Regions from separate parts of the Homo sapiens genome. Here region 2 is linked to region 1. Evidence: chromatin contacts called from ENCODE Hi-C data. All regions are on one chromosome and are shown on one strand. Each heading gives the region's core, a stretch centred on a gene start or an enhancer-like site at or near the end of the contact. The rest is flanking DNA. Distances are from core to core; before and after follow the strand shown. Region 1 has its middle 79 kb from the start of RPS23. Region 2 overlaps LOC105379050 (a long non-coding RNA gene).

What was found. A loop is a pair of places that touch in the nucleus more often than their neighbours do.
Region 2: a map of Calu3 shows a loop between it and region 1 (2.1-fold over the local background). The contact joins two enhancer-like sites. A Hi-C loop is called at or near these places in 2 of 168 maps with a recorded cell type or tissue (Calu3 and cardiac septum).

What each region holds. Positions count from the first base shown.
Region 1 is chr5:82,355,200-82,359,509 of GRCh38, forward strand. No RefSeq gene overlaps it. Among named protein-coding and RNA genes, the nearest start is that of RPS23, 79 kb to the left of the region's middle. RefSeq lists an enhancer at 1,388-2,587. Within about 2 kb of position 1,897, at least 26 of the 41 ENCODE cell types and tissues checked have a DNase peak (open chromatin) inside an H3K27ac peak, as active enhancers do.
Region 2 is chr5:82,733,093-82,737,402 of GRCh38, forward strand. LOC105379050 (a long non-coding RNA gene) reads left to right here. Exons shown (of 4, transcript XR_948504.3): 4 at 1,397-4,310. Among named protein-coding and RNA genes, the nearest start is that of MIR3977, 100 kb to the right of the region's middle. Within about 2 kb of position 2,244, at least 3 of the 41 ENCODE cell types and tissues checked have a DNase peak (open chromatin) inside an H3K27ac peak, as active enhancers do.

The DNA.
Region 1 (4,310 bases), core at 647-3,146:
AAGTTCTGGAAAATGTGGCTCAAGGGTTGCATGGGTCCTGGGCAGCTCTTGATCTGAAGTCCCTCATCCTGGCCTTTGATCTCCCACTCCTTTACTGTTGCCAGGATGGAGGGTGATGGAGTTGAGTTCACATCAGCATTTGAAGTAATGCGGTCCTCATACTGTCTTCTGCTCGAGTTTACTCAGGTTCATTACAGGGGTGGGGTTAGAGGGCCATTTGTCTTGGGCCTCAGATTGAAGAAGGGCCTCAAAGCTGAACTTTAAAATCTTTCTCCAAAACATGGTGTGCATATGGTTATTAAAATTATTATTGGGACAAAAACATTTATTTGCTAAATATAAATGTATGAAAAATACCATAATTTTTGTAGCAGTATTTTAACACATTTTAAAAAATATATTAGAAGTGTCCAAATGTGGAATTGGCTCAGATGTCTCAGCTTCTGAGAAGCTCAGAATTTACCACCAAACAGCAGCCAACGTATGAGGTCCCTTGGGCTTTCGTCCCATGCCAAATGACCCAGCTGATAGAGCCTAAGAACAGATTAGATTCCCTACAGATCCTGATCTTTGAGTATGTACTTCAAAGTGGGGTTTTTAACATCAGTTTTTAAACTTTGCTCTGCATGCTTGTAGGACACTAGCATATTTTGACTTATAAGAATTAATATTTTACCCATTGAAAAAGTACCCCTACTGGGCCACATTTTTAACTATTTAAATTGGGAGAAAAAAGCTGAAATACCCAGAGTTCATGGAGAAAAAAGTGAAATAGGATCTGCCAATATCTGTCAGTACTCCATAGGAACAAAGCAGTGGAAATGAAACTCAGTGTTTGGGCTGTGCATGTGTGCGTGTGTGTATGTGTGTCTTTGTGCAGTTGGCAGATCAACCCTAAACAGGCCTCGTGTGGCTGAGGCTCATGCATTCACAAATCCAGGTGGTGGCCTCCATTTGCAAAAAAATTTCTTTGTTTTGCCATTCTCTGGGCAGAAAGTACTGCCAATAATATATGAGTAATATCTGGGGCTCATTTCCATTTGGATGTGGAGACTTAGGTCTCTAAAACTTTCCAAAAAAAATGTCCGATTGGGCCAGTAGGGAAAGCCATGATGCAACCTTAGTGGACTCATTTATGCTTTGATTGCCATTTCCTGTAGATATCCATGTTTATACATTACGAGGCATAATGTGCTTCATCTTATTATGTGCTATTATTTTAATTTTTCCAATGATAAAATAATGCATGCTTTTTTGTAGAAAATTTGGAGAAATGTATCCTATATAGAAGCTTAAAGGAAGTATGTATAATCTCAGCAAGCAGTGTTATCTCATGCTGACTTAATTCTAAAAGAAATTTTGGTAATTTTTGTTAATTCTTTGTTAATTCTATGCAAATCATTCCATTGAAAATAATAATGACAGAAACATCAGAGTTTTAGGTTTGATCATCAAAACCTGTTTACTGTGAACCTAAAATACAACAGGGACCTGTTGGGATGCATCTAAATTCCAAAGGTCATGTGGATACGTCCTCAAATCTTTTGTTTCTGTTTTAAAATGACAGTGATGGTAAATATTTATGGTTGACTGTGTATCATTGCCCTACATTTTTTATGTGAACCAACTATTTTAATAATTACAAGAATCTTAAAGGAAAGTGCCATTGGTAGAGTCCCATTTTACAGATGGAAAAATTGAGATGAAAAAGATTAAGTAACTTGGCCAAGGTTACAGGCAACTATGCAGTAGAGGTGAGTCAGCCCGTCTTCCAGAAACCCTGAGCATCTTCCCTTCTAAACTTGAAAGTGTTTAGTTTCTTCAACTAAGGGCATAACCGGGTCAGTCAGGATGTATTTGACCACATGAAAGGGCAGCAAAACACATCTCTTTGCTTTGATTTCTGTAGAAACATGTCCCCTGTGTTAAGTGGTGACAAGCCTCGTGGGGGTTTTGCTCAGGCGACAGGCTGGAAATGCATGTGTGGCAGGCGGGCTTGTGAGATCACATCCGAAGCTGGCTGGACTCAGTTCAGTCCTTTGGAGTGTTGATTCAGATGACGGGGGGAAGAGGCGAACCCCTCTTCTTTGGCTTAGAAGATTACGGATCTGTAACTTCAAAAGCTGTTTGCAATTTTATATTCACGTCTCGCTGCCAAGGTGCTTGTCTTATCTGCAGTCTGTTGGCTGGGGCCCTTGTGAGTAAGCTGGGCGGTTTCCTCCTGCATTTGGAAGGAAGTTGCAGGGTCAAAAAGGGGGGTGGGTGGTGGAGAGGTGAGTGTGGCTGAGAGGATGACACCAGCGGAAACAAGGGAAATAGTCTGGGAGGAGGGCCAGACGAGCAGGGTGTGTCAGAGTGAACTCAGGGAGAGGAGAGGAAAGGCCCTTTCCTAGTCTGTGCTGATCTGGGAGGACACACCATCTAAACAGGAAGAGCACAGAACAGAGATTCATCAGACAGACCTGCTTGGGGTTCTTGCTTGCTGGTTTTAAGGCTTTGTGACCTTGGTCAATTTACTAAACCTCTTTGGCCCACCTTCCCCTTCTGTACTGTTTGCTGTATGGTCTGTTTTTTGCTAAGCTCAGGTGGTAATGTTGCCCTCAATACTCCATGCCCAGCTTGTTACAGAAGGAAGAATGCTGGTCTAGGAGACAGGAGATCTGGGTGGATTTTCTGTCCTTACTCTTCATCAGCGATCTGACCCTGGGCAAGATTAAGAACTAATGTGACCCCCAGTTTCTTAATCTGTCAAGTGGGTATAATAATACATACCCTTTTAACTTCACAAGGTTTCTGGGATGCTCAAAGAAGATCAGGTGTTTGAAAAGATTTTGTAAACCTAAAAGGATTATACGTTGAGCTGTTCTAGATGCTGGGTGAAATGTGCGACTGAACACACAGTACTGGTGGACTGCTGGGTTCTCACTCAGGGATGGCAGAAAGGTTTCAATTTGTGAGCCAGCCACTCTCATTGACTGGGAGTGGCTGCCTGGACCTCCTGAGCTTTGGCTGCGTTCTGAGGGAAAGAGTGCTCATGTTGATTATTAATGTCTGTCATGGACAAAGGGGTAGGAGAAGTGGTTCTTGGATTGTGCGTTTGCTCTTTCTGTTCCCGCCTAGTGATTTCTAAATTCGGTTGCTCATTTAGATTCTCCTGGTTAAAATGCCCCATCAGGCAGATTTCCCATTTCATAGGCCTGGATGTGACCTGGGGTGAAGGCAAGGAATCTTCATTTTTTAAATAAAGCTTTCCTTGCTGGTTATTTTGATAGTTGTGCAGGTGTGGAGAGGTGGAGCAGGCATCGAGTCACATGGGAGCTCCAGGTGAGTCTCATGGAGCTCTGAGCATTGGAAGAATGGAGCACAGAAGAGTTAAGCAACTTTTCTAGACATGGTCGTAAGTTTGAAAAATGTAGATCAGGCCTGTGGTTTCTAGTAGGTTGCCTAACTCTTTCTTCATTAAACAAATGGGTTGTATTGTCTGTTATGATGATTCTCCCACTGGCTTCAGGCCTGATTATTTTTCCTTGTGGTTCAGACAGCTGCTCCAAAAGAGTCAGATGCTGAGATCCATTGTCCACCCTGGCTCCTGCTCTGAATTGACATCAGTTTGCAACTAGCAGTTTCATAAATCAAGAAAAAGAAGAAAGGTAAATTAATGACTGTGTTAACTAGAGGGGCTCTGAATTTCTGCTTTACATGTACTCATTTTGAATTTCACTTTTATTATAATGAACTTGCAAACACAGCATTGCAATAGTATATGCACCTCCCAAAGATGCTGGGAAATAGCTGATATTTCATCATTTGAGGACAGTTTGTGCCTGCAAGTGGCAGAGGTGCAGGAGGAGACAAATAAAAGGGATGCCTACATCCTATTTCCATGAATTTCTGTCCTCTGAGCTGAAAGACAATTTACAAGTTGGCTGATAAGACCTTGAAGAAAGAAGATATTTTAAAACTTTAATTGAAAATCCCCATTCCTTCTCATTGAAGAAGCAAAAGAAGAAACTATAATGATGGACACTCTGGTGCTAGTATCAGTCATTTTGATCACAAGACGTGGACCAGCCCACCTTGGAGCTCACTGTGGTGGTGGCCTGGTCCTAATGCAAGTCCTAATGGAGCTCTTGGAACTGGCTGTAGCCTTTGCTGAGCAGGAGCAACTATGTCTCTGGTTCTTAAGGATTGAAAAGGTAAGGTTGCAGTTCTGGATGCTGGCATTACTTCAGGGCAACACACACACACACATACACACACACACACACACTCAGTACTGTAAGTCATCCTTTCTCTCGTAGGGGAAGATG
Region 2 (4,310 bases), core at 994-3,493, 380 kb after region 1:
CGAATTGGTACAGGATACTCCTCAGCATTCATTTCCTATCTATTCAATTTCATGACTAAAGCAAGCTGTAGCTGGTGGCTTGAGAATTAGTTTATTTTTGCCTTTAGGGAAATTTAACAAATAAGTAATGTTCTGACTGGTGAAAGTAATAATTTACTATTTAAATTAAATTATTTAATTAAATAATTAAAGGTCCTAATTACTATTTACTTCACTGAAGACTTACCACACACAGGTAAAGAGAAACCATCCCATGGAAGTTCAAGCTTCCCCTCTAAAGTGTAAGTCTGCTGAAATGAATTGACAATACACATTAACAGAAGAAAAGCCATAACAAAGTTATTCGATCATAGTTTTATATGACATGAGAGTTTTCACATTGATGACCCAAAGGCTCAGGGTGAACTATCCATTTTTACGCTTAGGTTCTATTAATCATGGACAGCCATGTAGGCATATGATTAGGCAAAAGGCTATGATCTAATAGTAATAGACCACGGGGGAAACGCAGCAAGGCAGGTTAGAGCAATATTTTTAGAGTCACAGTTTTAGGTCTTATGGCTGGCTTTGGGGAAAAGGGATCCTGGTTTCTATGACCGCCTTAAGGAAGAGAGATTCTAGTTTCTATGGTGTGCCTCAGGGGGAAATGAAGGATGAGAGACAGGAGGGAAGGAGAAGGCCAGAGAAAAATTTTGTTACTTCTGAAGTGTTCGCTTTGGGGTATCATTGTCTGAGCCCAACACTATCAAAGATCATGGGTTTTCATGTCATGTCATGTTTGTAATTAATGATTTAAGGCCTATTGAGAGAAAGAGGAGGAAGGAACATGCAAGAAGTGGGAGCTAAATAATTCCAAATTAGAGCCAGCTCACTAATACCCCTAAGTATCAATATACCAAGCATGTTGAGAGAATCTCACACCTCAGCCCTCATGTGTTAAATGCTCCACCTGCCTCTGACACAGGCGATGATCTCAGAGGCAGTCCCATGTCCTTAGACTTACCTCCCAAAAGGAAATTTGTTATCCATCACTCCCCTACATTCTTCAGACAGCTCTGGTTTTTCCAAGTAGAACTTTCTTCAGTCTATCTGTAGCAATAGCAGAAAATATTTCCTTGGCTTCCAAATTCAAGGAGACTTGTGCATAGAAATTCTATTTTTTTTTTTTTTCATTTTTGGTAAGTTTTAGTGTCAGGGGCAAATGTCAGGTTTCCCTGAGGTCATTTGGGAATTGAGGATGTCCCCATGTGAGATATTGCCGTACATGAAAAGGGCTCTGGGTGATAGAGAGACAAGAGAGGAAAAGAGAAAAGGAGCCATGTGGAGACTGGAGGTCTTGGGTGGGAGTGCTGACAGGCACTGGGTGGGGAGGCCGAGTTTATTACTCTGTTAACAGGTTCCTTTGTAAATTCATCATTTGAGGGGAGTCCTGACGCAAGGAGTGGGAACTGAGAAAAGAGAAAACAGGAAATACACGCCAACAATAAAAAGCAGGCTTTCAAATGAAGAACAGAACATCCAAAATTTCAGCAATGAGAGATGTAAAATTCATGGAAACACTGACTCACGAGGTCAGTTAGCCATAGTTTAATGTCTTTAGTTCACTCTTTCTTTCCCTTCCTCAAAAGGAAGAATAAGGAGAAAATAAAAACTTTTATCCATAGTATATAATATCAAATGAAGTATATTTCAAAGCATTGCACAGAATTAACATCCTTGCTACTTTAATGCTGTAGTTAATTGTCTGGCCTATATGAAAAACTGAAAAATGAGAGAACAGTGAAATGAAGCAGATGCCAAAGGATTCTGGAATGAGAACAAAACACATCAATAATCCATGGGCAGATTTTCAGAAGTTTACAGATGATAATCCTGAAATATTGATTCAGCATTTGTTTTGTTTAGGACAGTCTTAAGTACTTAGAAAAAAAAATCTTAAAATATATATGCCTAGTCAAAGATTCAAAGAGCAAAATGAAGCTATTTATCTCCAATCAATGTATAAGCATGTAAATTTTTTTTGTAGGTGACTAGATAAAGACAGAGAAATCTAGAAATGCCACAACCTTTTAAGGTTTTGAATTGCATTTCAGAGAGTCTGATAGTACACAATATTCAGAAATTAAAGAGACGGTTCCCTTCTACTTTCTTTTCAATCGCTGCCTCAAGAACAGGGGACCTTTGTTACACTCCATGGTATACTGAGCATATGTATGGGAAATATCCTGTGTGGCTTAGGATGAAATAAATAACCTCCTGTGGTCACAAGCCACTCTGCAAAATGGCACTAAGAAGACTGAGTTTAAAGGCAGAGGCCTTTAAGCATGGCCTTTGGAATCAATTGGTTATTAACATTGTTATAACACAGTTTAATTTTTATATGAACATTAAATAACACTTATTGAACAAGCTCAATTTCAGGACTTTTCTCCCCATTTATCTCACAAGTTTTTTTTTTTTTTTAAAGGCAACAGAAAAGGTCTCCCTATATTAGAAGTCCTAGAGTGACAGAGGAAATGAGTCATCAAGATAATTTATGAACTTTCCCATAGCTTGCAATGCACGAGCATAATAATCCTTTGTTATTTAGCCTACTCAGAGACCAAACTCCAAGACCTTGATGGAACACAATTAAAACAGGATTTCTGTAGACTCAAGTCTCTGCTTCACATCCAAAAATGGTTTTACCTTATTGCAATATACTCAATTAATTTTTTTTTTTTTTTGAGACAAAGTCTCGCTCTGTCACCCAGGCTGGAGTGCAGTGGCGCGATCTCGACTCGCTGCAACCTTCACCTCCGAGGTTCAAGAGATTCTTGTGCCTCAGCTTCCTGAGTAGCTGGAATTCCAGATGTGCACCATCACGCCTGGCTAATTTTTGTATTTTTAGTAGAGACGGGGTTTTGACACGTTAGCCAGGCTGGTCTCGAACTCCTGGCCTCAAGTGATCCACCTGCCTCGGCCTCCCAAAGTGCTGGGATTATAGGTGTGAGCCACGGTGCCAAGCCTCAATTAATATTATTTACTATTTTTCACTTTTCTACTGTAGTCACAACAAGCTAGTCTCGGTAAGAAATTATTTTTAAAATGAATTTTTAAAAAGTTTCTGGGTTTTAGGAACTTATAATTCATAGGAGAAAAAGAGAAGCCCCAAACAGCTGGCATACTCAGTAAAGTATATGGTGAAAGTCACAGGAGAGCTTCAAAGTATTAGAAAAGAGGTAATTTGCATTCCAACAGATTTTTGTTTTATTTAATAATTGAAGCTTCTGGATCAATGGGGAAAAACGAATCAGGCATGATGTTTAAAACTCTGGTTATTTTTGAGAATCTTTTGATAGGGAGTCAAAATGATGTTCTTCAACTCATTTCCAAAGAAAAAAGTGTTCAACAATCTTAACGACCTAAAAGGTGTGTAGAGACTTATATTGTTAAAGATAGTCACGTTTTCCATAGTTTTGTAAAACTGTACTTTCTAAATGCAATTGTACTTTCTAAATATACTTTCTAGGTATAGTAGATATTACCTTAAATATTCTCCCGCCTGTGAAATGTCATTTAGCTTGACTGGGTGTTGAAGGGTGTCCTCCAGGCTCAGAGCAAGGATAGCCTTTCACATCCTGTCTCCTCTCAAACACTGTGTCTTAAGGCACCTATCCTCAACACCTTGGAAAATTGGGCAAGGCCTGGCCTTCTGTCTGCCACATTATTTATCATGTGGATGTGATCTATTGACAATTCTAGACACCACGCATGGGAATAGGGGTTTCTAAGTTAACCCATCAACTTCTCTCCTGAGCAGCAAGAAACTCCATTCTATTTGGTAATATTTGCTGAGTCAAATTCTGGTTTGGTAAAAATATGTTAAGAGTGGATCCAATTCAGTCCTGAAACACATCTATGCACTCCATGAGGACCACACTGGATATTGTTTAGGCCAGTGCTTTTAGTCCTGGCTATGCTAGCCCACTTACCTGCCTTCCAGGAGACTGCTAAACCGCATGTCTGCACATGAGCACAGGTGTGTGCTCATCACACACAGTTCTTACATTACATGAGGTTAGCTCCCAATTGCTCATTAGAATGTTAAATGCATTTTCCTAAAGGTTAAGCACTTACCAAATTATGCAAAACATAAAGATTAAGAATATTTTTTTCCCATTCCTAGACTATGGGCCTGTAGGAGTGAAAAGGTAATAATACCTTTTCTTCATATATTATGAGAGTCATGGCCAACACTCCTTTAACAAAAGACAGGTTAGCAAGAGAAAAGCATAACAAAATTATTTAACAGTTTTCTAAGACATGGG